3 separate regions of the Homo sapiens genome follow, and all the other regions are linked to region 1. The links are chromatin loops, found by intact Hi-C in ENCODE. Cell type or tissue: A673. All regions are shown on one strand.

Evidence for each region. Peaks named below come from ENCODE experiments on the same cell type or tissue, not always from the same donor. Only the 100,000 strongest peaks of a DNase experiment are listed, where the experiment ranks them.
Region 2: it touches region 1 in a loop (2.5-fold over the local background); 5 of 110 quality-filtered maps call a loop at or near these places.
Region 3: a loop joins it to region 1, with 7 times the contacts of the local background. A loop is called at or near these places in 75 of 110 quality-filtered maps.

What each region holds. Positions count from the first base shown.
Region 1 is chr12:44,010,852-44,018,851 of GRCh38, forward strand. All of the region lies in intron 3 of TMEM117 (transmembrane protein 117), which reads left to right. Among named protein-coding and RNA genes, the nearest start is that of TMEM117, 180 kb to the left of the region's middle. In A673, a CTCF peak has its summit at 4,679 (motif pointing right); a DNase peak (open chromatin) is centred at 4,720; H3K27ac peaks cover 2,024 bases.
Region 2 is chr12:44,506,344-44,514,343 of GRCh38, forward strand. NELL2 (neural EGFL like 2) reads right to left here. Exons shown (of 20, transcript NM_001145108.2): 20 at 1,935-2,641. The coding sequence ends at 2,591. Among named protein-coding and RNA genes, the nearest start is that of NELL2, 370 kb to the right of the region's middle. In A673, a CTCF peak has its summit at 4,343; a DNase peak (open chromatin) is centred at 1,338; H3K27ac peaks cover 2,185 bases.
Region 3 is chr12:44,924,808-44,932,807 of GRCh38, forward strand. No RefSeq gene overlaps it. Among named protein-coding and RNA genes, the nearest start is that of NELL2, 52 kb to the left of the region's middle. RefSeq lists an enhancer at 2,140-2,309. In A673, a CTCF peak has its summit at 6,394 (motif pointing left); DNase peaks (open chromatin) are centred at 4,634, 4,854 and 6,364; H3K4me3 peaks cover 447 bases; H3K27ac peaks cover 3,467 bases.

The DNA of each region.
Region 1 (8,000 bases):
CATATACACATGAGCATACATAATCAGATACATTTTTGCTCTTGTTATTTTGAACAAATTGTCAGAGCAATTAAGAATAACAGAAACAAAAGTCTTTATTTTACCTTCATTTGTTCCTTCACAATGCTCTCCTTCATGAAGATTGGAAGTTTTGACCTATATCATTTCCCTTGTCTCTGAAGAACTTTTTTCTAACATTTCCTGCAAGATAGGTCTACTAGCAACAAATTTTCTCATTTTTTTCTTGCTTAAGAAAGTCTTTATTTTTCTTTCACTTTTGAAGAATAATTTCAGAGGGTACAGAATTCTAGGTTTTTTTCTAGAAAAAAGAGTTCCTTTCTCTCAACCCTTTATTACAATAGTCCCTCCTATCTGTAGGGGATACATTCTAAGACTTCTAGCGGATGCTTGAAACTGAGGATAGTACCAAGCCCTGTATATACTATTGTTATGGTTTGGCTGTGTCCCACTCAAATCTCATCTTGAATTGTAACTCCCACAATTCTCATTCCAAGTGGAAGTAATTGAATCATACATGGAGGTCTTTCTGTTGCTGCTCCTGTGATAGTGAATAAATGTCATGAGATCTGATGGTTTGATAAAGAGGAGGTCTCCTGCACAAGCTCTCTCTGTTTGCCTGCTCCCATCCATGTAAGACGTGACTTGCTTCTCCTTGCCTTCCGTCATGATTGTGAGGCCTCCCCAGCCATGTGGAATTGTAACTTAATTAAACCTCTTTTTCATCCTAGTCTTGAGTATGCCTTTATCAGCAGCATGAAAATAGAGTAATATAACTATATTCCTTACTATACATACATACATACATATGTATGACCAAGTTTATTTTATAAGTTAGGCATAGTAAGATATTAATAATATTAATGAAATAGAATAATTACAACAATATACTGTAATAAAAGTTATGTAAACATAGTTTCTCTCTCAGAATATCTTATGGTGTTATACCAAACTTCGTTTTGTTGTCTGTTCTCTGATAAGTGAGAAGACTATTAAGTGACTATATACATTTATAGCATATAAACATATATACACTGGACAAAGAGATGATTCACTTCCCAGGAGGGATGGAATGGGATGGTGTGAGATTTCTTCACACTACTTAGAATGGTGCATAGTTTAAAACTTATGAATTATTTATTTGTAGAATTTTTCATTTAATATTTTCAGACCACTGTTGACAGAGGGCAACTGAAATCGTGGAAAGCAAAACCATGGATAAGGGGGACACTGTATTTCACCCCAGTCTCTTTTTATTGCGTGGTTTCTGAGGGGAAGTTGGATATATTTCTTATCTTTTTTCCTTTATATGTAAGGTGTTTTTTTCCCTCTGGTTTTCTTTTAAGATTTTTTTCCTTATCTTTGATTTTCTGCAGTTTGAATACAATTTGCCCAGGTGTTATGTGCTTTTTTTGGTACTTGTTCTGCCTGGTGTTCTGTGAGCATCGTGGAGCTGTGGTTTGTTGTCTAACATTAATTTGGAAAAATTCTCAGTCATTGTTGCTTCAAATATTGTTTCTGTTTTTGTTTTTTTTTTTTCTGTTGCTTCTTTTTCTGATATTCCCATTACACAGTTATACCTTTCATGGTTAACCCACGGTTCTTATATATTCCTTTTTATTTTCTTTTTTTTTCCTCTTTGCTTTTTAGTTTTGGAGATTTCTATTGACATATTCTCAAAAATAAAAGTTCCGATATTTTTTTCCTCAGTCATGTCCAATCTATTAATGAGCCCATCAAAAGCATTCTTCATTTCTGATCCACTTGTTTTGATCTGTAGCATTTAAAAAAAATCCTTTCTTAGAATTTCATCTTTCTGCTTATGTTATCCATCTGTTCTTGCAAGTTATTTTTTTCGATAAAAGCCCTTAGCATATTAACGATAGTTTTTAAACATTCCTGGTCTGACAATTCCAACATTCCTGGCATATGGGACTCTGGTTCTGATACCAGTTCAGTTTTTTCAAACTGGGGTTTTTGCTTTATAATTGTTTTCCTTGTAATTTCTTGTTGAAAGGAGGACATGATGTACTGGGTAGAAAGAAGTGCACTAAATAGGCCTTCAGTGATGCAGTGGTAGGGTGTGGGGGGAGGGGAAGTCTTTTGTACTCCTCTGATTAGGTATCACACTTTTTTTCTTTTTTCTCTTTCTTTCTTGCTTTTTTTTTTTTTAGACAGGGTCTCACTTTGTCACCCAAGCTCATGTCCAGTAATGGCGTGAACAGGGCTTGCTGCCGCTGCCTTAACCTCCCAGCCTTAAGCGATCCTTCCGCCTCAGCCTCCAAAGTAGCTGGGTCTACAGGCTCACACCACCACACCCTAGCTAATGTTTGTATTTTTTGTAGAGATGGGGTTTCGCCATGTTGCCCAGGTTGGTCTCGAACTCCTGAGGTCAAGTGATCAGCCTGCAGCCTCCCAAAGCGCTGGGATTACAGGTGTAAGTCACCGCGCCCAGTCTAGGTCTCAGACTTTTAATGAGCTTGTGGCCCTGGGCTCTGAACTTCACCAGTGCTTCACAGTTTTTCCCCAACTTAGGCTGGATATGATGGCTAGGGTGGTCTGGAGTTAGGTATTTCCCTTCCCCCAGGTAGGTTAGGCTCTGATAAAATTCCAAGAGGTTAGGGTCTGGAGGGCAGGCCTTGCAAAGAACAGAATATCCTTTCTTTCATATTTCAAATGGTTCCTCTTCCTTCCCCACTGCTGAAAGTACAGGGGAATTTTTCTCTGATAGTCGCTGTGAGGGCCTGGAGATAAGACTCACAGAAGGGTGAGGGTCCTCCGTGGCTGGGTTCCCTGGAGGTTTTAGCTCTCAGACTTGTCCACACCGAGCCTCCATCAGTTTATCAATTGCAGCTCAGATTTATGTACCTCAGCATTGGTTCCTGAAGAGGTTTCTGCTCATGAATTCCTCCTTTGGTAAGTTGTGATTCTCTGTATTTGCCTGTCTGTCTCTCCAATTTGTGGTGTAGGGTTTGCCCTAAGACTTCACTTCACTGACAGATCTAAGAAGAGTTGTTGATTTTTCAGATCACTCAGCTGTTTGCTTGCTGTTAGGATGGAGTGGCAACTTCTAAACTCCTGACATGTTGGAGTGGATACTGGAAGTTGAAAAAGGGTTTGAAACCTAACAAACTTTCAGGGGAGGGGCATAGGGAGAACAATAGACACCTCAGATACAACTGTGGACTAGAGAAGGAAAGACTTGTGTCCTTTTCACGGTGAAGCCTGGGCAGTGGGAAGCCGTATTCAGAAGTCCCCCTGTCCCCCACAGCACAAAAGCAATAGAGCTGAACTGGCTCTAGGTAGATAGGCCATTGCAGGTAGACGGGCCATGGCAACCTTGCAGAGTTCCAGTCACCCCACTGTGGTGCAGAGAATAACAGAATCATTTTATCTTTGTCACTGAGGGTGGTATGGACATGCTCCCTCAGCAGACCTGATGAGGCCTTGGGGTTAGGATGAGGGGGATAAGATGAGATTGAAAGATGAAGCTGATGACTGTAGGCCAGGTGCCTGAGGAGCTGAGTTTCTCATAACCTAACATGAAGTGTCTGCTTCCAGAGAGGATATGAGCCCGAGGTAGAAATAGCTGGGGTATGTCCTGAGAATTTCTAACATGTTCCCAGGTGATGCTGATGCTCCTAAATCTGGGATAACACTTTGAAAACCACTGCATTGTTTTATTCCAAACTTCCTAACCTCCTATTATTTGTTAAGTATAAGTAGATCTATGCATAATCAAAAGATACGTTACACTACCCAATTCCACAGGTGGTGTACTCTCTTGTACTATATGGTTAATCACCTAGATGTAGCAAGGAAAATGAACACTGGTATCTCCCATCTGTTGGTTACTGCTATTTTTTCCCCTTGGTGTTGTGCTTTTATGTTGACACTTTTCTTTCTTTCTTCCTTCATTTTCTTTGTTCTCCTTACTCTGATCTTTCCTTATAGCCTCTATTTGTTGTACCGTTTTTTTTCTATGTTCTGTGAAATACTGTGATCGGTATGTGAAAATAATATCATTTAATTAAGCTTTAAGGCACACTACCTTGCATCTAGCCTGAGAACAGCACAAGCCTGCTGTAATTTCTATGATTGGCCTCACTTAGGAGATTTTATTTGTTGAGAGGCACCTGAAAAACCTTAGCAAACTTGGTTCAGAAAAAAAAAATGGTGGCTACAGTAATAATATATAACTCAGAGATTTGAGACACAGATGATGTAGTTACCATAGGAAATTTTTTTCCTCTTTGGCTGTTATTACTCGTACTGTCTACAAGATCTGTCCAAGAACAGTGTATCATCTAAAAGAGGGGATGCTGGACTTAAAAAAATAAGTGAAAAAGAAAATTTAAATTAGAAGTCTTAAGTCAGTCATTGTATCCATATTGATATTCTTAACTGAAAAAGAACAAAACCCAGGAAGGCTTTTATTTATCGATTCCATGAAGAACATATTTCTTTTGTGTCATGGTGATCAGTGATTTTTGAATATATATATCTATAATATACTCAAATAAGATTTCTTGGTATTTTTTGGACTTAAAATTTTTGGATTGTATGATTCTGAGACTTACATGCATATGTTCATCTCATAAGATGGAAAAGCTTTTGCTCAAATTTTTTTTTGTCCATGTTGAAATGAGAATTAAAATCGCTAGAGGGCACTGTGGATAAGCATTTGTAGCAAAGATACCTATAGGAGCTAGAACTTGCCAGAATTTAGTTGTACAGGAAGTCCTCAATTACCGACATGTACTGGTCCAAAAATGTGCTTATAAATTAACTCTTCGGAATTCAGGATTCAGAGTGTATTTTCCTAATAGAAACAATAAAATAAGTAGTAGTATAACAATTTCCCAAGTTGACCTCTAATAGTCTGTTAAATATATATATGACACAGATTTGTTTGTTATGTGAAGGGAAGCAACAATAACAAAAACAAATATTATACACCTCATTGAGATATAATGGGATTTACCAAACAACAAATAAGACTATACAACTCATTTAGATATAATGGGATTTAAGAAAATTTTGATGTAGAGAGTTTTATTTTGGTGTGAACTGGCTTAATTACAAAAACCCACTAGCTTGGAAATATTACAGAGTTGCAATCTCTGTGTCTCAAAAACAAGAATAAAACAAAATACCCAGGAATAAACTGTTAATCTGTGGGTCACCCCCGTTGAATGGATTGATAGCACTACCCCCTCCTCCCAACTCCCTTCAGTTTTTAGTGGAGTGGGGTTCATACGGTTCTGCCTCCCCTGAACCCCACCTGGCTGCTTTGTTCTTATGTCCACTACCTCTCACTACTGCTGCTTCTCCTCCTGGTGCTGTTCAGTGGCATGTTTGGCTTCTTTCCCTTTTCTTTAAAGGCATCCAGATATCCAGCCAGTCCCAGCCTCTGGGTGAAGCCATTCCTCCTAGTTCCAAGCTAGCAAGGGTAATTTAGCACTGTTTGCTTGCAGACCTAACTTTGGGAATTCACTCAGTTCACCTCCCAGGTGGAAACGGGACCATCCCTATGGCCACAGCAGAGTCTCCCTTTCTCCCTGTGTCCCACCTGCCCTAGGAATGGTTCCCCTTTCCTCTTTCTTTCTTCAGCTTTCTTCCGTCTAACTTAATTACTGTTTTGGGATTATTTAATTTTTTTTCTCTAGGGCTTTCACTACGTAAGTCTACATTTCAATCAATGAGTGTTTTAAACTAGATGGGAAACAATACATGACTTGACAGTTAATTTGCCCTGATTTCTTGCCACACTTCCCTTTATTCTTTAGTGGAAATACAAAGTCACAGTTTTCTTTCATCTTTTACGAGCTAATGGGAATGTAGGCAGAGGTCAATGGTGAACAGAGTGCCTGAAGGTTTGTGGATGATGCAAAGTATTGGGAGAGTACCCTGAGCCCCACAAACCACCTTTATAATTTAGGTTGCATCAGTATCACCTGGGTGCCTGCCAAAAATACAGATTCTGTGAGGTGTTAGGTGGGACTCAGAAAAGTGCATTTTAATTAAGTATCCTTGATTATTCTGATGAGTGTTATTCTGGCCACAGATATAAATTGATAAATTATATAATAGTCCCTCCATCCTTAAGCCTCCTTTCAGGCAAATGTGTCATGGATTTTAGAGTGTTATCTTTTGTTTATGGGTTTTTGTTTTAAGGTGGCAAATGTGTCACTATCACCAAGGAGATGGGAAAGGTATGATTACTTTGATTTTTGGTGAGGTTGTGAAAAAATAATGTTTAGTAAAGATGAGCATCAATCTGATCTGCTCATTTAGCAGGATACATGTAGTATTTCCACCTACACTTTTCACAAAAGGAGAAAGCATTATTTATGAAGCCTTCTGTGTGTGTGTGTGTGTGTTTTAGGTGATAAATAATTGAAAGTAAAGGTTGGCATCACTATGCCATATCAAGCTTTTCCTTTTCTTTCTTTCCTTTTTTTTTTTTTTTTTTTGGTGATGAGACAGATGGTATTTTTTTCTATAGATGCCAAAAAAGGAAAAACCCCAAACCCACCAAGTCTCACAGTTGTGGAAAGAAATCTTATATGATTTCTAAAAGCAAGGATCTGCTGGCCCTCCTCTTACCCCAAAGACTAGGGACCATGAATCACTTGGAAAATAGATTTGTGTATTCTGAGTGCTTGTCACTGGGTTGGCTAACTTAGAGGGGTTTTTAGTTGAAACCAGGGCTTTCTAAGTATGCACTTGATAAGCATGTAAGAAGTAAGAACAAAATATATCCAGCTGATTAATAATGATATATTTCAAATATACTGGTGTTTAAATGGATATTAGACACTATGTTACCCTCTCCACCACTTCAAAATATTATAACATTTTAGGCTTTATAGTCTTTCATGACATCAAAGGTAATGTTATTATTTAAATAGAATAAGGACATCTGTTTTAGAAAGAGAAAACAGGTTCTTCAATGTGTGTTTTGGCTAGGCAAATGATAGCAGAAAAAACCTCTAATGCATCATTTTTAAATAGATCATTGAAATGACAGAGTTTTGATTTTTTTCAATGTTCTTTTTAACATCTGACAAGTCTAAGTACTTCTGTCTACATAAGTCACATACTAATTAGTAATTAACCACTGTTATTTAATTAGACTCTCTAGTTGGTACATCATGCATTGATCACTCCCAATTTGGTATGTGCTGGCTGCTCTTGGTGACTAGGCCACTCTGCTGGGGTTCATTTCATGCTGTGTGTTGCAGCTGTGCCCAGACACAACCTTTTTCTGCCTTTGTCTTGAAATTAGATAAGAAACATAAAAATGTGGAGAATTGAACTAACTCTAGTTAGTCAACTAGATTTCCAAAATGGTTACAAAAGGCAAAAGTGAATTTTTGCTGATTGAATGAAAAAAGGACTCTTTCGTTCAAAAATTCATTTTTTTCTCCTTTTTTATGCTTCAGATTTTCTTTCAGATGATTTGATAATGATATGTATGCTTTAAGGAAAGGTCAAAATTATATTTTAGACCTACTGAATTTGCAAGTGTTCTAAGCATGCAATAAAAACATGTAAAATCTCTACACTATATTAGATGAAACACATTTGAAGTAATTTTAATTAGAAATGGCCAAAGTAATTTAGAGACAATTGTTTTAATAAAAATGGTACATTTCTTAGATTATGAAACTAACTTTTTGCACTGTTTATTCCATTGGTTGTTACATAAATGGAGACTTCTGCTATTATGAATTCCTTAAACCACATAGTATGTCTTAAGCAACTCCTAGGACCTTATCAATATTTTATCCAGAAAGTACTCTTGATAATTAACTCTACTGTTTTTATTTTTCTTTTTTTCTTTTTCTTTCTTTTTTTTTTTTTTAGAAGAAGTCTTGCTCTGTCGCCAGTCTGGAGTGCAGTGGCGCAATCTTGGCTCACTGCAACCTCCGCTTCCCAGGTTAAAGCAATTCTCCTGCCTCAGCCTCCCGAGTAGC
Region 2 (8,000 bases), 500 kb after region 1:
TTCACCAAGGCCTGCCCTTAAAGGAGCTAAGCACCCTCAAAATAAATTCATGCTTCTTAGCTCTCACTTTCCCTTAATATTGGCACAACTCAGCCATGGCATTCTGCCAATTATCATCAGAGTGAGAAATGGGGTATTAACCTTCCCTTTTTCAAGGAACAAAGTTCTTAAGAAACAATTGATTACTGCTTGCCCAGGGCCTGCACATGAAACAGTAATTCTCCTGGGGAATCTACTATTTGTGGAGTAAACCTTGAAGAAAAAAAAATTCAATCTGAATTCATGTGTTGCTTTAATAGTCGTTGAATTATCATAGTCTTGTATTTTCCTTCTTTTCTTCTTAACTATGAGTTTTCTTTCACTCAGCGGCCTATAGAAACCAAGGATCTGCAAGCCACCAATATGCCCAGAGCCCTACAAAGATTTCCAAAGGATTTGTAATATAAAATTCCAGCCTTGCTTCTCCTTCCAGAAGGACATATCTAAATGACAAATATGTATCTATATGGGTGTATACACACACACACACACACACACACACACTTTCCTACACACATTTCTTACTCTCTTATAAAAATGAGTAAAGTATACTTTTTCAGGAGGATTCAATATGAAATCACAAAGCTATATAAGGAAAAAATAACTTGAAAAAACTTCAAATTAACAGATATCTTCTTGGAAGCTAAATTGCTATTTACCATTGTAATACAGCTGACAAAAAATAAACCTTATGCTCTGTTGAATTAAATTAAATTAAACATAAAAAGGCTACAGAAAAATCATTTATGATAAATTCAGGGAATATAGCTACTTGATTTTACACATTCAATAAATATTACCATGCCAAACTATGAAGACATTTTTGAATTATCTTTCAACTCAGCTCGTGCTAGGTTGTTTCCATAGCAATAGTGAGTGAACAGTTAAAAGCCACTTTATCATTTCTGTAGCTTGCGGTGGTCACCTTGTGTTCATTTTAATTTTTTTTTAAAAAATGCCTCTATGCATCGAAAATTAATTTGACAATACTTATATTTCCTTTTCACCCTAGTGTAAAACATAACAGGGCAATATTGGATTGGCTTCCTTTATTGAGTTTCAGGATGTTTACTTTTATCCCCTCTGACATTCTGGTGCATCAAAATATTTAACATGTAATTAATATCATAATATCTTTTAACATTGATATTTTTAAAAATTTTATATCAAAACGTGAAGGACCAATTCTTGAAGACATTCTCAACCTCACATACTGCTCTCCTTATGTGTATCAGTTAGAATCCTGGCAGGAAACAGATGGCACACTCAAGCTGGCTAATTAAAGAGTATAACAAAGGGACCATTTATAAAGATATGCCTAGAAATAGAGAAAACAAGATTGAACAGTTACCTCCCAAGGACAGAATAGCCAGAGCTGTTAATATCCCTAAGCCAGAAGATGCAAACAGTAGAAGTTATCAGAACCTGGTGAGGCAGTGAGACAGAGAGGAGTACCTTTCAAGAGATATAACCTTCAGTAAGGTGACACACCAAATCATGGCGGTGGCCAGGCAGGAAGGGAGCCAGCGGAATAAATATCCAAACTTGACCTCTTCCTAATATGCCAGCTGTGTTTCCTGCTGCAGTATAATTGAAACCAGACAAGAATCAAGAGGAAAAGGAACCCACTATTAGGGTCTGTATAGGTCAGCCACCCCAGGATGCACAGCAGGGTAGAAAGGGTGAAATTGAGGATCTAGAGAGGAAGAACTAAGTTATCCATCACATCCCTTACTTAGGCATATCATTTTCAATTTGGAAATTTGGAAATAGCAACTTTCAATTTAGAAATAACATAGCAGGAGTTTATCATCAGCAGAACTAGAATGCAATTTTTATAGAATCATCTGTGGAAAAGAGGAACATATTAAACAAGATACTCAGACTCACATGTGTTATAAGGTAAGAGAAATATTTATTTAATTTTGCACAAGAACGAGCTTATACTGAACAAATTCAACCAAATAATATTAAGTGCAGTAAAACAAGGAAATAGGGATGACTTTTCCTGTTAGAAAATATTAAGTAACCATGCCTGTGCATTATTTTTATCATTACAATAACTTGTTTCAGATTTCTTTTCAGAGTGTACTGTACATAACATGTTATAGCTTCTTTGCTTTACTTCTGAAAATATAATTCATTCACTGCCTGACATTTTATTTCTTGCAGTGAGGAACCTAACTGATTCTTGAAGATTCTGATCTAGAGGAAAATTTTCTGCACCAGTGAAGCTAGAGGCTTTCACAGATCCAATGGGCTCAGGCTTTCTATCCAGGGTTCAGGATGTCACGGTATATACTGTACGCCCATTCTTCTACATGGTGATGTGAGACACAGTAGAGGCAGACTTGAGGTCTAATTTTGCCCCAGTAATTTTCCTTTTGTGATTTTGTCAAGCTCCACAAATTTCATAATTGAAAGTTCACTCAGCTATTAACAAAGCTGCATTTAGCTGCCCACAAATCACCCAATTTAAGTTTTAACTTCTTTTTGGTCTTTTAATGAAAGAACATTCTTTTAACAGAAATCTCCCATGAGACAGTTAACTTCACAGTTCCTGAAGGCACTGTGGATCCACTGAGCAACAGATGTGGCCATTCTAGATTTAAAAAAAGTAGAAAGAAAAACAGTATGAATTTTTAAGCCATTAGTAAATGATCACATTTATTGATTGGTACTTACAAACAAAACTGTATAATTTATTTCTGCATTCCTAAAAATTCAATGGCCCAATCACTTTTCATGACTCTACTATTGCAGACTCAATTATTATGCCCATTGTATTTGTGGGAAGTCATAAACTGGCTTTATTTACTCATTGGCATCCTCTGTATCACATTTGTTCTTTCATTTATTTGCAAAATATGTACTAAGTCTATGTAAGCACTAAGTATATTAATAAATAAAGCAGACATGGTCACTAACCTCACAGAGCAGGGTTTGCAGTTTATCTAGGGAGAAAACTAGTAAGTACCATGCAAACATATAATCAAAAATTGTGAAAAGTGCTAGAAAGGTGCTATGAACTAAATGTTTGCATCCTCTTAAAACCCACATGTTGAAATCCTAATCCCCAGTGTGATGGTATTAGGAGGTAAAGCCTTTGAGAGGTAATTAGTGAATGAGGGTAGAGCACTCATGAATGGGATCAGTGCCCTTACAAAAAGATGAGAACACATGCGTCCTCTCTCTCTATCTACCATGTGATACAATGAGAAATGGCCATCTGCAAACAGGAAGTGTGTCCTTGGAGATACCAGATCTGCCAGGGTCTGGATCTTGGAATGTGAGAAATGAATTTCTCAGCCTCCAAAATTGTGGGGAATGAATTGTCGTTGTTTAAGCCACCCAGTCTATGGTATTCTGTTACAGCAGCCTGAACTGACTAAGACAAAAGGAAATACACTAGGTGGTTGTGTGAGATTAATAAAAGACTAGCTACTTAGTCAATGTCCAGGGTAGACTGTTCTGTGAGGTGATATTTAAACCGAGACCTGGAGACTGCATGAAAAGGTGGCCAAACGCACAGAGGAGAGTTTTGTGTAGTTAAGAAACTGAAAAAAAGCTTTGGGTAAGAATTTTCAGTTAGGGAAGAAAACTGTGGTGATGAAATAGGATAAATAGGCAGGGAAGGGCCAGATATGCATAATTAGTTTTTGATATAAGGTATCAAAACAATATAGTGTTGTACAAAGAAGAAAAACCTTCTATCCTATTCTTTTGATTCCCTGCACTCTTACTTTTCTCAACCAGCTAACTCATAGATAATGTTAATATCGTTTTTAAAACCGTGATGATGATAATATCCCTCCATTCCTTAAGTGTGTACTCTGTGTCAGACACTTTGCCAGGCATTTAAAATACATTATCTAATTTCAACCGCACAGCATTCCCAGTTGGATTCCTATTAATAGTCACACGTTTTAGATTCAGAAACTGAAGATCAGAAAGCTTAAATATCATGTCCAAAATCACACAGCTAGTAAATGGTAGAGCTAGGATTAAAACTCAGGCTAGCCTGACTCTAAAATACATCCTCCATTATATAGTTTCTCTCAGAAAATTGGCTTTTGATGATTGAAATGCATTATACTTTAATATGATAAAAACTGAAAGTGTCTTTGTTTCTATAAAAGGAAACCTGAAAAGATTTTGATAGTCTAGCCTTTGCTAAAGCACACTGATGAGGAAAAAGCCAGTATATATCCAAGAAGAATATTATCAGTTTAACTTATTTGCATCTTTTCTAACTTATTATTAAGCTGAGTTCATATTCTGGCAGTGACAGACTCAACCATTTCTTAGACCCCTAGTGGCATTTTAAAGTTTTGTCATCATATCTCCAGCCCCTAACATATTCCTAGAGACAGAACTGTTCGATTGAGACTTGTAGAACTCAGCTGTGCCCTAGAATCTCCAAGATGCCCCAGGCTGGAACCATCTTTGCCTCTCCTGTCTGACAAAGGCCACTCTGAGGTGCCGGCTCAGAGGCACAGGTTTTCTGACCATAACCAGGTCACACAATCTTTCTTAATTCATTGGCCCAACAAAGTGATGGGTGTACCAGTTCCTGGGAATATCAGCTCCTCAAATTATATGGCTTTGGAGCAGAAATATAATTAGGGAATTTCTGGAGCTTTCCATCACTGAGTATGTGCAATTAGCATTAGAACCCTATGGGGAAGAAACCATTAATATTGCACCCATAAGTATGTCTTAGGAAGGGTTTCTTTGTTTTCTAAAATCTTCCAGGAGTGTGTTGCTTATTCCATATTGGATATGTTCTGCTATAACAGGATTCTACAAACCATATCAATGGCAGCTCCTTAATTAGGGAAGCATGGACAACTAATAAAGCATCCTACTTGGGTTCCAGTTTTACTGATAGCATAGTTTCTTATATAAGACTAACCCTCCTATAGATAACAACTATAAAGTCTGAACAAAATACAAAAATAACAATTGAAAGCAATAGAGAGTGTCAGGCAGACACTACAGCAGTTTCAATCTTTGAAAGAAGGAAAATGTACTGTGTGAGTGTTGTTTTCACTTGGTATTCCCCCTTAGGGCACTCCCCAGTCTGTGCAGCTTGAGATAACTATAAGGAAAGCAGAAAGCCACAATCTCACTGAGGTGTCAGAGGACAGCTTGGGAGTTGTCAGAGTGGCTGGAAATTGAGGGGGAAATATCTATAAAAGAAGAAGTGAATCAGTAAACAAACTCCTTTTAAATCCTTGGCTGATCTTTGAGTTGCAGAAGAGATTCTAAAGAGCAAATCAAGAGAGCCACAGTTTGAAGGTTGAAAGATATGAGAAGAGCTTTCAGATGCTGCTCACTGAAGCAGTGCGTCAGATCTGTGTCCTTCTAAGATATAAAGGATTGATAAACAGTTTAAGTTTTCCTTAGACTTCTATCTCTCACCACCTATAAAAAATCAACTAAAAATGGATTAAAGATTTACATGTAGTATTAATACCTGCAACTATAAAACTACTAGAAGAAAACATAAGACAAATGCTTCAGGACACAGGTCTAGGCAAATATTTTATGAGTGAGACCACAAAAGCACAGGCAACAAAAACAAAAATAGATAAATGAGACTATATCAAACTAAAAAGCTTCTGCACAGCAAAGAAAAAAATCAACAGAATGAAGAGACAACTTGCAGAATGGAAGAAAATATTTGCAAACTATTCATCTGACAAGAGATTCATACCCAGAATGTACAGGGAACTCAAATAACAGCAAAACACTGCAAGTAATCCAATTAAAAATGGGCAAAGGATTTGAACAGATATTGCTGAAAAGAAGTCATACAAATGACCAACACATATATTAAAAATGCTCAACATCACTAATCATCAGGGAAACGCAGGTCAAAACCACAATGAGCTATCATCTCACTCCAGTTAGAACAGCTTTTATTAAAAAGGAACAAATTACAAATGCTGGTGAGGATGCAGAGAAACAGGAACCCTTGTGCACTGTTGGTGGGACTGTAAATTAGTAGAGCCATTATAAAAAACAGTATGAAAGTTTCTCAAAAAACTAAAATAGATCTAACATATGATCCAGCAATCTCACTACTGGGTTTTTACTGAAAGGAAAAAAAAAATCAGTATATTGAAGATATATCTGAACCCCCATGCAGTATTTTTCACAATCACCAAGATATGTAATCAACCTAAATGTCTATCAACAGATGAATGAACAAAGAAAATGTGGCATATATCCACAATGGAATACCATCCAGACATAAGAAGAATGAAATCTTGTCATTTTCAACAACATGGATGAGACTTGGAGGACATTATGTGAAATAAGCCAGGTGCAGAAAGATACATACTACATGTTCTCTCTTATATGTTGGAGCTAAAAAATTCATCTTATAGAAGAAGAATTATGGTGATCAGAAGCTAGGAGGAGTATAGGGGAGAGGAGGATAGGAAGATGTTGGTTAAAGTATACAAAATTACACAGCTAGATAGGAGGAATAAGTTCTAGTGTTCTATAACACTGTAGGATAAATATAATTAATAATAATTTATTGTATATGTTCAGAAATCTAGAAGAAAGGATTTTGAATGTTCCCACCACAAAGTAATAAATGCTTGAGGTAAAAAATACCCTAATTACCCTGATCATTGCATACTGTACATATGTATCAACACTCTGTACCCCCATAAATATGTGCAACCACTATGTGTCAACCAAACATAAAAGGAAAAACCAAATAATCCAAGCTTTCCATTGAAGGCCTAAAAGGGCCATGATTAGGTGTAAAACAATACCTACAGATTAAGAGATTCATGCTAAAACTAAAGGTAAATTTGAAACAGACCCCCCCTAACTGGTGTAAAGCCAACCTCTAATAAGTGCTAGGTTATTGGCTAATAATTTACAACCTGCTAGAACAAAAACAGTCTTCACAAGAAGCCAATGGAACCTATGATCTATAAAACATATCATCCATCATATCCAATATATTATAAAAATTAATAGACGTGAAGAAAAACAGGAAAATGTGGCTCCTAATGAAGAGAAAAAGCAGTGAATGGAAAATGACTCGAAGATGATCCAGATGTTGTAATTAGCAAAGACTGGAAAGTATCTATCATAAATATGCTCAAAAATGTTAAAAGATACAGTCATAATGAATGAATAAATGGTAAAACTTGGCAGAGAAATTAAACTACTAAAAATTAAGTGGAAATTCTGGAACTGAAAAATGCAATATCTGAAATGAAAAGATTCACTGGATGAACCTAATAGCAGATTAGAGATGGCAGAAGAAAAAGCCAGTAAATTTGAAGACAAAGCAATAGAAATTATCCAATCCATAAAACAAAGACAAAAATATTGAAATAAAAATAGAACTTTAGTGACCTTTAGGATAATTAAACCATCTAAGCGAATGTTTAATTGGAGTCTCAGAAAACTATGAGAGAAAAAAATGTGGCAGACAAAATATGTGAAAAAACGATGGCTCAACTTTTCTCAAGTTTGGTGAAATGACATCAACTTAGATATCCAAAAAGCCCAGCAAACACCAAAGAAAATAAAGACCAAAAAAAAAAAAAATTAGACCTAAGTGCATCATAGTCAAACTACTAAAAACAAAGATAGAGAATCATGAAAGGAAAAAGTAGGGGAAAAAAGAAATACTGCATACAAGGGAATAAAAAAACAAATGATCACTGTATCAGAAACAATGGAAACTAGAAAATAATAGAATATCACCTTTAAAGTTCTGGAAACAAATCTGTCAATCCTGAATTCTATGTCCAGTGAAAATATTCTTCAAATATAAAGACACTTTCAGATAAATAAGAGTTGAAAGAACTTGTTACTAGCACACCTGCAATAAGGAAAATGCTAAGGAGTGTTATTCAAGCTGAAGGGAATGTAACCAGATGGAGACTCCAATATGTAAGAAGAAATGAAGAGTACCAGAAATG
Region 3 (8,000 bases), 910 kb after region 1:
ACCTCGGGCTCCCAAAGTGCTAGGATTACAGACATGAGCCACCTTGCCCGGCCTGAACTCTCATTTCTTTCTGAAGTTTAAACTACCCTCTCATTTTCTGATAGGACTTTGTATTATTGAGAACAAAGGCCTCAAGAAAATTGGTTTCATGGGATACCTTCCTGCAATATTTGAATACATATAAAAATCCCTATCAAAAGCTAAGATATAAAACTATGTACCTTTATTTTCAATCTAAAGTGATTTTATACCCTGGAAAGTAAGTATAAGCACAATATTTACTGTAAAAAATGCACTAAGCATTTTGTTGATGTAAAATTTAATGAGTCCATAACTATGCAAACATTGTCATTGGGAGTGAAAGGACATGTAGGTTCTATCTGTCCTTGCCTATCTTCTAGAAGAGAGGCAAGAAACAGCAATGACTTAATAAGATGACCAATTCACAGAACTACCCTCAGGTCATACGAGTGTGAAAACACGTGCAGAACGCAATAACTCATACACAGTTTTATTTCCAGAAGGTGTTTTTTGAAATGGCCAATACTAGAGAATATTTATGAAATCCAATTTCTACTTAATGCAGATAATTAAGTAGGTAATAAGGGATGGGTAAAAGAGTTACAACTTGCAACTTGCCTATAACTCTTTTCGGATTGCAAATTTTCAGATGTCTCCTTACTATTTACAAAACAAAAACTTATTTTAACCAACCGATCTTTGAAGAGTCTTACATCTTATTATAACATATACTTATCCTGTTCCCTTCCAACATTCCTGACTCAACAATTGGTCATAACATTAACACTTTCTCTCCTGTATTCTCCTTATGATTTTCTCTCCTATATTCGCCTATTTACAGAATTAACTTATCAGTGTTGATCACATAGAATTATACACACTTTGGCACTATAAGGCTTTTCAGAAGTCATTTGGTTCCATTTTATTTTCACAGGTGAAGACACAAGTTCAAGTGCATTACATGACTCCCTTAAAACACACACTAATATGGCAAAGTACATAATTTAATTTTACTTTTCTTTAGCTCAAACCAGCATGCTACTATTTATAAGTAATAATTTAGCTTCTCATATTTTGGAGGGAAAATTGTCTATCATTATACACAACTTTTACCCCCCATAAATAAGCTTCCCTTTATTAAACATGAATCAACTTTCCAATTATCTTTCAAAGGCTCTTGACATCCCATAATATAGTAAAGCTCTTGTAAAAGGTTATCAGTGCACTTCAGTTCAGACCTTTCCTTCTCTCTGTCTCCATATGAAGATATTTAGTAATATTTAGAATATTCCTTTACCCCATGGTAAAGTAAAATCTTTATTTCTCTGATAAGTTCATCTTTATTCATCCTTAATTCACAATATCAAGTATATTAAGGGCAAATCCCAAGTCTGTAACTCCTTATCACAAAATAGGGATTTGACTCCCACTGTTGTAGAAATCTCACGGAATAAAAGGATTTATAAATACTAAAATTTCTAAAAATAGATTACAAACATATTTTTCATCTCCTTTTGGAGTTTACCATATTTGCTTCTTGTTTCTCAAAGTTACCTCTGGAAATACTCCAATCTTCAATTAGTAAGCAAGGAAAAGGCCTTCCTGCTTTAACAAAGTAATTTTAGAAATAAGTTTCAAAGACAAACTGATAAAATGTCACTATGGACACAGGGAGGGAAGGGAATATCTTAGTTAAGTGTACCTCAACATCCAGAATCTCTGGTTATACATTTATATAGCAGGAGGATCGGAAATATATTTAAGACTTTCTCATACTCTCATTGCAAATTGAGTAAAATCCAAACTCCCTAAGTCCTAGAAGACACAATGACACCCTCTCAACACTGACCAACTCCAGCCACATCATAGACCACTTTCCCGCTCCTATCTGCCTCTGTGTCTCTTGAAAACTACATAAGTAGTTATAAGAAATAATACAGATAGAATCTATATGTCCTTCACTCCCAATGACAAATGTTTGCATAATTATGAACTCATTAAATTTTATATCAACAAAGTGGTTAGTGCGTATTTTACAGTAAATATTGCACTTGTACTTACTTTCCAGTGTATAAAATGACTTTAGATTAAAAATAGAGGTACACAGTTTTATATCTTAGTTTTTGATAGGGATTTTTATGTGTATTCAAATGTTGCAGAAAGGTATTCCATGAAACCAATTTTCTTTAACTCAATCGCAACTAAACTTTTCAATTGTGCACCACTATTAACAAAGAAAACATAAAATGCATATATGTGCTAGAGAGTTAATAGGTAAATTACAAACATAAAATAGAAAAATGAGGAGATTGAGTAAATTAACATAATTAGAAAATATTGTCTGTTTATTGTAAAAAATGATTTGAATTTCACTAAAAATATTATCTTATGCGCTTAATATGCTTACTTTTATTTGAAAGTCTTATTCCTTTGAAATAAACTAGTTCAAACATGAAAACAAGAAAAAGAAAGAAAATTACAAAGCAACTTCCAACCGCAACAGCTTTGCTTTAGCTTTTCCCAATGCCTAGAATATTCTTATCCTTGATTTTCACACAGCAGAGTGGCCTTCCTTGACCATCCTATCTAGACACACCACCTCAGGTCTCTCCAATTAGCCTGCAGGGCATTTGTAACTATCTGTAATTACTGCTTCTTTTCAAGTTTGTTTGTCAACTTTTCCCACTAAATTGTAAAATACATGAAGGAAAACACCTTAATCGAATTTACTGCTGAGTCACGAGGCACATACATCAATGCCCAACACATAGTTGATGCTCAATTAATAAGCATTACATGAAGTTGACATTGGTCAAATGCTTTATTTGCCTTTTATTCACTATATTTATTGTCTATTTGCTAAGCATTACCTAAGAATAACATTTTTAAATAGAATTCTTCAAATACTTAAGATCAGGAGGAAATCCAAAACCTAAAATTATAAAACTTTAGTGTTGATCTTGAGCTTAGAAATCATCTATAGCAGCTTCTTTGCCTTACCAGGGGAGGAAACTAAGGGACAGAGATAATAGTGACTTGCCCAAGATAATGCAAGGTTTTTATTGTTGTTTCTAGGAAAGATGTTGCCCAGTCAGATCCTGAATGGAATATTTAAAGCACTAACATAAGAAGTTTGGTTCTCAGCCAGGCGTGGTAGCTCACGCCTGTAATCCCAGCACTTTGGGAGGCTGAGGTGGGCAGATCATGAGGTCAAGAGATCAAGAGGTCAAGAGGTCAAGAGACCTGGCTAACACGGTGAAACCCCGTCTCTACTGAAAAATACAAAAAATTAGCCAGGCATGGTGGTGGGCACCTGTAGTCCCAGCTACCTGGGAGGCTGAAGCAGGAGAATGAAGTGAACCCGGGAGGCAAAGCTTGCAGTGAGCCAAGATCACGCCACTGCACTCCAGCCTGGGCGACAGAAGGAGACTCCGTCTCAAAAAAAAAAAAAAGAAGTTTGGTTCTCACCAATGAAGTTAGCCTTACTATTATAAATTTGAGAATGATTACTATGATTACTACTATTGCCACTCCTATTAGAACACTGCGTGGATGTGACTTAACAGTTTGCTTACTATCTATGTGAATAACTATGTAGAAAACCCACACCAAGACCTTTAAACACCAAACACTTTGATCAATACTGTCACCCAAATAATTTAAGTTCCATTGACTCTATTGATTGACAGATTATCACTTGCTCAAACAGGCTGACAATAAAACGCAAGGACTTCAGTCTAAAACGATTTAATCATCAGGACCGTAAAAGACATACACGCTGAGGCAAACGCATTGAATTGATTATTTAATTTTGTGTGTCAGTTAAGGCTTGCAGTACCTCACACAGTGCCTGTAACAGAGGGATCAATAAATACTGAATTAAATATGCTACTAAGTAACTGTTAAATGGCAACTGGACAGATGGTTAAATGACAGACTGAAGGAAAGAATCATTCAGTCAATCGATTTGAATCACGAAACCTTCTGCCATTAGATGTGTGTTGCCCTACTTTGCCTGTCTAATTGTGCTTTGTGCAATTCTATGTACAGCCCAGTTGATCTTTCTGGCATCATTCAGTCAATCAAAGAAAACTTAGAGTTTAGGTTAATTTAGGATTGCAATAAGCCTTAAGAATTTGATTTTTCTATGAAGACTTCACTTTACCCAAACTCATCTCCTTGGGATGACCACCTGCCCACTTTTTGAAGATATTCACAAGTGTGCTTCCTTTAATAACTTTTAGGGGCTTAGCAACAGAATATGTGGGAAATCTTCCCTAATAAATGACACAAAAAGCACTTCAGCAGCAATTTTAGCTCATCAAGTATTTTTTAAACTCATTCTTTTCTTTTAAGAAGATCACAGCATTTTGGAATAGAAACATTGCATCTTTTGACTAAGTCTGTTGAGAGGTAATAAATTTGGTGGGTTTTAAGTATTTTTAAAATTTACGCAGAGTTCACCCAGTAGAACCTAGGTGGGCTTGTACTTTATACATTGAAAAAGTGAGATGTGGGCAATTTAGGGGGTAAAGAGGAGGAAATAAGAGCTTCCCTTTTACCCCAGTAGCCCTTGTCTTAGCACTTTGCTAAGGAAACCTCTGGCTTGCAGCCAGTATCATGATAACTTGACAAGTCCCCTTTGCAAAAGTCCTTATTGTGCCTTACATAAACAGCACAATTAGAAAGCCTGACCTACTCCTTACACATTACAAACAGAATATTTCATACTAAAATTGGCAGACTTCACTAAAAGCTACCTGACATGGCAGTTGCAAATACAATGCACGTTAGTGGTTTAAAGTGCAGGCTCTGGAGTCATAAGAACTTGCCTTTAGATCCCAAGCCCCACTCACCAGCTGTCTGACCCCTCATGAATTATTAAATTTCTCTAAGCATCAGTATCCTCATCTGTGAACGCAGAATAATGCTACCTGTTCCATACAACTATTGTATGAATTAAATAAAGGCATGATGTGCTTGACACATAGTAGGCTTTCAAAAACATAATTAGTAGTAATGGAAATAAGTGTATACATGGCTAAACTACTTAAAGCACCAACTAAAAGAACAAACATATCTGCTAATGTACATTCAGAGCTTTTAAACTTAATCATGGCTTTTCCACCCACTCACCACTATAAGATCAAAATTGAGAGAAATAGATAAAAATGAACTACAACCTGTCTTCTCTTGCAAGAGTTTTCTAATTAGCACACTAACTAATTCACTCCTTACAAATGTGCTATTCATAAACACAAACTGTTGTCTCAGACACTGATAACTTACGTGATTTTGTGAATGTAAATGCATTACAAATTGATTTTAATTAGACATAATTAAGAATTACACACACTAATTTACTTGTTTTCCCTTGATGTTTGGGCTTTTTACTTAATAAATTTCTGATTCTAACAAGGAGACTGTGTTAGGGCATTAATTAAAATCTTTAGTATTTGGGGTCAATATGTAATTTTTATTAAACTTACCAAGTATGATCAAAGTGAAACTTAAAAATAATTCACTGCCAAAATATTTTAAATACAAGTCTTCCAAACTTATTTTAAGCAATGTTTGTTTTTTGAAAGGAATAATAAAATTTTGTTTTCCTAGCAGATCCAATTAAAACTGTCCTTTGCACATAAAAGGGCTCAAAATCATTACTATAAACTGATTCAAATGCAAATTTATCTGGGAACTTTGGCAAGTCTTAACTTCAAAAGGATACAACTAAAAAATATTTAGAACAAAACTGAGATGCAAATTAAACACTAAAATATTTACTAAAAAGAAATTAGTCCCATATCTAATATGTTTTTCTGCACAAGACTAAACAAATTGAATTTTTTAAAACAGAATTTAATAGAAGACCCTCCTGTCAGATCAGACAGACCCAGGTAATGCTGGTATTGCTGGGCTATCATAAAGAAATGGATTAAGCCCTATGCAATAGCTTTAAAAGTTATTACAAAAGACATAGAAATATCCAGTGAGTTAAGCAGCTCAGATTTTGAACACCCAAAGTAGTACTAAAAAACATTAAAATTCTATCCATAAGCTTTAAAAAATAATTTCTAATTCATAGCATATAAACAAAGGGTAGACTATGTTTATTTAAGAAACTGCACAAAAATAATCATATCTCATTTCTGGTTATAATTTGTTGTGTACTAATTCCTGTTATTGACTCTTCTATGGCTATTACCATGGACTTCTCTAAAATATATAGTAAATCAGGCCTATTATGAAGTAACAGCCTTACATTCTTTCTTATGTGTCACTTTTATACAAAGGAAGGAAGGGGAGGATACTTTTAAAAATAAAACCCTGAGCTGCTCTATTCCAAATAATTGGAAGAACTACAGCGCCATCTTGTGGAATAAAGTAACTAATTAGTGAAATGCTTTGATTCTGTTAGGAAAAAAATTGAATTTCTTGGCCATCAACTCTAGTTTCTTTTAATGATCTATTATTTTACAACATTTTAGTCTGGAACATCTGTCAAACAGCAAAAACTACTATTATGCTAGAACACTAACGTATATAATACAGTAACCAGGTGATTTATGGCCGACTATGTCACAGATAAAGAAAAATACAAAGTTAATATTATACGTTGCCCTGGAACCAAAGAAAGAATCTGGAAGTTTGGACTTTTGTGTCCTTTTTCAAAAATTGAAAGGCAACAAGAAAACCCTTAACATGGCTGAGGTGCAGTTTCTGAATATTTATTAAAGGAGCATATCCTTTAATACCCATAATCAGAAAGAAGGAAGTAAGTCAAGGAGGCTTGGGAGGAAATAAGGTTGGGTAGTTGGAATCAGAATGTTTTTATTTCTTTCTTCTTCTTTGTTCAATTAATAAAATTTCTTCTGGCAGCCAAGATGGCCGAATAGGAACAGCTCTGGTCTACAGCTCCTAGCATGAGCGACGCAGAAGATGGGTGATTTCTGAATTTCCATCTGAGGTACCAGGTTCACCTCACTAGGGAGTGCCAGACAGTGGGTGCAGGACAGTGGTTGCAGCACACCGTGCGCGAGCCGAAGCAGGGCAAGGCATTGCCTCACTCGGGAAGTGCAAGGGGTCAGGGAGTTCCCTTTCCTAGTCAAAGAAAGGGGTGACAGATGGCACCTGGAAAATCGGGTCACTCACACCCTAAAACTGCGCTTTTCCGACAGGCTTAAAAAACGGCGCACCAGGAGATTATATCCCGCACCTGGCTCGGAGGGTCCTACACCCACGGAGTCTCGCTGATTGCTAGCACAGCAGTCTGAGATCAAACTGCAAGGTGGCAGCGAGGCTGGGGGGGAGGGGTGCCCACCATTGCCCAGGCTTGCTTAGGTAAACAAAGCAGCCAGGAAGCTCGAACTGGGTGGAGCCCACCACAGCTCAAGGAGGCCTGCCTGCCTCTGTAGGCTCTACCTCTGGGGGCAGGGCACAGACAAACAAAAAGACAGCAGTAACCTCTGCAGACTTAAGTGTCCCTGTCTGACAGCTTTGAAGAGAGCAGTGGTTCTCCCAGGACGCAGCTGCAGATCTGAGAACAGGCAGACTGCCTCCTCAAGTGGGTCCCTGACCCCTGACCCCCAAGCAGCCTAACTGGGAGGCACCCCCCAGTAGGGGCAGACTGACACCTCACACGGCCGGGTACTCCTCTGAGACAAAAGTTCCAGAGGAACGATCAGACAGCAGCATTCGCGGTTCACGAAAATCCGCTGTTCTGCAGCCACTGCTGCTGATACCCAGGCAAACACGGTCTGGAGTGGACCTCTAGCAAATTCCAACTGACCTGCAGCTGAGGGTCCTGTCTGTTAGAAGGAAAACTAACAAACAGAAAGGACATCCACACCAAAAACCCATCTGTACATCACCATCATCAAAGACCAAAAGTAGATAAAACCACAAACATGGGGAAAAAACAGAGCAGAAAAACTGGAAACTCTAAAAAGCAGAGCGCCTCTCCTCCTCCAAAGGAACGC